2 separate regions of the Homo sapiens genome follow, and region 2 is linked to region 1. A link is an interaction called in ENCODE POLR2A ChIA-PET data of the cell type or tissue named here. Cell type or tissue: MCF 10A. All regions are shown on one strand. Region 1 overlaps OSBPL10 (oxysterol binding protein like 10). Region 2 overlaps OSBPL10 (oxysterol binding protein like 10).

Region 1 (2,500 bases):
GGGTTGAAAAACTATCGCATACCATGCTCAGTGCCTAGGTGACAGGATCATTCATACCTCAAACGTGAGCATCACTCAGTACACCCAGGTAACAAACCTGCCCGTGTACCTCCAAATCTAAAATAAAAGTTGAAAAAAAATTATCTGTAACCAACCACGCAACACCCTTTAAGAGAAATCCAGGCCGGGAGTGGTAGCTCACGCCTGTAATCCCAGCACTTTGGGAGGACGAGGTGGGCAGATCACCTGAGGTCAGGAGTTCAAGACCAGCCTGACCAATACGGCGAAACCCCGTCTCTACTAAAAAATATAAAAAATTAGCCAGGTGTGGTGGTGGGAGCCTGTAATCCCAGCTACTCGGGAGGCTGAGGCAAGAGAATCGCTTGAACCCGGGAGGTGGAGGTTGCAGTGAGCCAAGATCGCACCATTGCACTCCAGCCTGGGTGACAAGAGTGAAACTCCGTCTCAAAAAAAAAAAAAAAAAAAGAATCCAGCACTGTCTCCAGGAGGGAAATAATTAATGTACAATAAGTATGCATGTATTTATTTTGATACTGATCAAATTCTATCCAAAAGGCTATAGCACACAAACATGGATGCACTGATACTGGCTTCTACATTCTAGAACCCAAAATAAGTTAACATGCAGAAATCAATGTGCATATTTTGTACAGCTTCCTACTCACCTATTTCCCCAATTCTAAAGTCACGTAAAATGTTCCTTCTTGGTTTGTCTTCCTAATTGGGTGATTTGGCAAGTGTAGAGTGAGTGGCCACCCCACTGCCTCTAAAAACAGAGGAGTCAAGTGTAACAACAGGTTGGTTATAAGCATTATGATGCCTTTGTTCTCATGAGCAGTCAGAAGTAAAATATCTGACACCTTTTTTCATGCACCAAACCTCACTCTAAATTGACTCTTAGTCTTTTATCACCCACCCCCACAAATGATCATTTTCCACAGTCCATGGCTCACCAATGAGTAAGCTAATCAATACAGTAAAAATGTAAATGTTTGTTCCACTCAGTACTCTTAAATATTGGAGTGGACACTTTCAAAATCACCTTTCCCTGATAACATAAAAGCTCTCTAAATCCCTGATTAATTACTTCTCAGGCACCTGTTAATCTCCCTCGCTGTTTCCAATTAACAAAATCAAAACCAACAGGTTTTAACATTCTTGCCAAAAAGACCAATTGTGTTGATTCATCCACCTGGCCCTCTCCTGAAAATGGTTGCTTATCTCTGCTTTCCATCTTTAACTGTTTAATAAATGTTTTTATTGTAAGCCGGGACTCCTATTAAGATATGCAGACTAAATATATCTCTTTTGTTCTAATATTTAGATTTCAAAAAATCGATTTCAAGCCTCTCCAAAAGCATTTCTTCTAAATAATGTGAGGCTGTGCCTCCTTGCATTACTTTACTTCCCTTGTGCACATCAATAATGAGATTCCAGGAGGAGGTCAATAGGACACTGGAGAATAAGACAAGACAAAGTCGGTGTCACAGCCGGGGTTCAGCATCCCACCGGTGCCCACACTAGGCCCCACACAAGAAATTACACGACAGTTACAGCGTTCATGTGAGGTGGGGCCAAGGGCCTTGGCAAAGGAATTTCAGTGTCCAACTCCACTAGGAGTCCCAACCAAATGAGAAAGTAATTCAATCTTTACAGTCTTTATAGTGAAAAGCTATTAACGAGGTGTCTTTTGCTATGTTGTGAAAAATGAAAAGAATAAATCCTTACTGCTTGACTAGAGAAAAAAAGTACATTCAAGAGCCTCTGTTAATTTACATGATGGGTAGTTTAGCACACCTGGCTGCAGACAAGTGCAACCTATGCAAATAGGTAACCCCCAGCTGAAAGACTACAGACACCCAAACCTCCTACTCACAAGTATGCTTTGTTTTTATCAAGCAACCAGCTTTTGAGAGTCTCTCTGAACCTATTCTGGTTCTGGAGGCTGCCTGATTTAAAACACAAAAAGAGAAAAGAAACTAGCTGTTGAGATAGGAAGGAGCACCTTGGAAGGTACAAACTGATCTAGTATGCTGACAATCAATCAATCAATACCTCAAAACATGTAACCTTGACTGGACTAACGCACTCTTTTTTCCTCTTGGCTTCCAGTAGGATTACTGCACTAATTCCCAAGAGCTGCTGAAGTATGAGGCTGACTTTGCTCCTCGGTTTTGTTATCAGCCTTAGTTAAGGTGTTTGAGAGAAACAGATACTTAAAATGTGTGATTACAGTTTAAAACATCAAGGGACTCTGATTAAATCTTTAAGTGGTGCTAACAGCCTTAATAACTTTAATTTGTTAAATTTAGAAACTAAGTGAGGTTAATCAATGAATAAGTGAAACCATTTTTGACATGAAAATTACTACTTTATAAATAAAAATTTATCTACAAGTTGAGCTTAAAGTTCAAGAAATACTAGGTTTTAAAATTTACTATTTTAATAAACTAATAATTGAAAAAGAACAACTTACTAT
Region 2 (2,500 bases), 52 kb after region 1:
TAAACCAGTCTGGATGAAGCTTCAAGAATGGATGCTTCAGTGGCCACATTAGAAGACTAGAATTAAGGCAAATTGGATAATGTTTATTAGATATATGCTCTATTCGGTGATTAAGTATATAGTGCACACCCCAAGGTTTTTGTTTTGAATAGGTCAAGTGAATTTTTGTTAATCTTTCAATATAATTTCAAATTTACAGAGAAGTTACACAAATAATACAAATAAGTATTTACTATTAAAGAACTATTAACATTTTACCACAGTTGCTTTATTATTTTTTCTTTCTGTGTGTATTTCTTTCTGTAAATAGCCAACATAATGCCCCTTTACCCTTAAATACTTCAGTGCGTAAATGTTAAAATAAATACTTGACATGGATACAGTACTATTATCAAATCTGTAGACTTTATACAAATGTTGTCAATCATGTCATTTATAGAAAAAAAAATCGGATCACAAGTTACATGCAGTTGTTACACAAAAGAATTCAAAGTCTTAAACTAAGAAAGGAAGCAAAAACAAAAAAGGAAACAAAACAAAAATATCAAAAATACCAATAACACTACAATGCTGGAAAGGAAAAGGAAGCAAGCCTTCAGATAAACAGAAATTCAGACCATTCCATGACATGAATCACTGCAATTTAGTTTCATCCAAGTTAGGTCATGCTTTGCTTCTATTTTGAAGGGGAAAAAAAAAAAAAAAACACTTTACCCAGACTTAAACTTGATTTCCCAGATACAAGTTTGGTCTACTTTCTTTGATACAAAGATTTTCTGAAGCATACCTTTACGTTCAACCCATAAAAATGGCCTATCCTATTAATCAACATGAGAAAGAAAACATGCCATTCTGGCTTTTAAGACCATCTTCCTGAATTTTAGCTGACTTCGAAGCAATCATGTAAACTGATCTTTGACATAAAAATTCCAGTTACAGGAAATTCCAAATTAACTAAACAACTATAATAGTGTTATGATGTACTTTGGGCCAAGGTATCAGCTGCAGACTTCTCATAAAAAGAAAAAGGCACTCATTAGCCAAGCTAATAAAAATTACCACAAAGAAATTTGCTGGAGCAAAGAGAGGAATCAATATGAAATGCTATATAATGAATGTACGACAAATGCTCTCTCAACGGCACGTACTAGCACAAATGGGTTTTTGTTCTGTTAAACTTTTTAGAGACGAGGCCACTAAATGAGTCTGCTGCAGTACACACACAAAAAAGTTCTGTGCTGTGTGGTTAGCCAAGGGGATCAAGAAGCCCATTGTTAAGGTATTAGTAATAGGGTGGAACTCAGACACACAAGAATCCCAAAAGCAAAGTACATTCCGCAAACGCATGATCCTATTTCAGCCAAAGTCCACACTCTGAGGTTAATGAATTGGGAGGCCTCTGCATAAATCAAGACATCTGTCAGCACTTACAAATAATCACAGGGCCAAGGAACCCCTCATCCATCCCCTAAACACTCAGGCAGAGAAAGGACAGGCCAGGCAAGGAAAGTCATTCCTAAGGACCAGCCCAGAGGTGGCAAGAGTTGGCAAGGTTGTCTAAAGAGAAAGCTCTACACTTACAGCTCTGGAACAGTTAGGGTTTTGGAAGAGGAAAAACCACCGAACACAACCCATGCACAGAAAGATATTCTGCCCAAAGGAGGGCTACAACATCACTCGTTAAAACACGGGGCTTCGCTGGGCACGGTGGCTCACGCCTGTAATCCTAGCACTACTTTGGGAGGCTGAGGTGGGTGGATTAGTTGAGGTCAGGTGTTCACGTAATGAGGTCGGATTACTTGAGGCCAGATTACTTGATTACTTGAGGCCAGGTCAACCTGGCCAACATGGTGGAAACCTCGTCTCTACTAAAAATACAAAAAATTAGTCAGGCATGGTGGCAGGCACCTGTAATCCCAGCTACTCCGGAGGCTAAGGCAGGAGAATAGCTTGAACCTGGGAGGCGGAGGTTGCATTGAGCCGAGATCGCACCACTGCACTCCAGCCTGGGCGACAAAGCGAGACTCCGTCTCAAAAAAACAAAAAAAGAAAAAAAAAAAACACGAGGCCTCTTCTTTGGAAAGGCCATGGAGAGAAAGAGTATGCGGGGGTGGGGGGCGCGGGGCAGGAAATGATTATCTTGCAGTGGAATTAGCTGGTCCTAGTTTACCCTAAGCCAAAGCCCTCAGTAATCTCATCTATAAAATGAAGGGGTAGGAGACCAAGTTCTTTCCAGAGAAAAAGAAAACACACTTTGAAGTCCGAAAATTCCGTGCTCCACAATTTATTAACTGTGCAGTCTATGTCACTCTAGGCCTCAACATCTTCACCTGTAAAACTGCGATTCTACCTGCATCAATTAGGGTTAGATCTGACTGAGACTCGGGGCTTGCAAAAGAAGCATATTCCTCCCCCTCCCCACAAGGAAAATTCCAGAGGTTGCAGCTAGGATTTATGAGGTGGCTTTGATCCACAAAGTCCTCTGAGGCCAGATTTCTTC

Evidence for each region. Peaks named below come from ENCODE experiments on the same cell type or tissue, not always from the same donor. Only the 100,000 strongest peaks of a DNase experiment are listed, where the experiment ranks them.
Region 2: POLR2A ChIA-PET joins it to region 1 with 15 read pairs; 7 of 35 experiments call an interaction of 5 or more read pairs at or near these places.

What each region holds. Positions count from the first base shown.
Region 1 is chr3:31,915,630-31,918,129 of GRCh38, forward strand. All of the region lies in intron 1 of OSBPL10 (oxysterol binding protein like 10), which reads right to left. Among named protein-coding and RNA genes, the nearest start is that of OSBPL10, 64 kb to the right of the region's middle. In MCF 10A, no CTCF peak of the experiment used is centred here; no DNase peak of the experiment used is centred here.
Region 2 is chr3:31,967,822-31,970,321 of GRCh38, forward strand. The region is part of intron 1 of OSBPL10 (oxysterol binding protein like 10); the gene reads right to left. Among named protein-coding and RNA genes, the nearest start is that of OSBPL10, 12 kb to the right of the region's middle. In MCF 10A, no CTCF peak of the experiment used is centred here; a DNase peak (open chromatin) is centred at 1,320.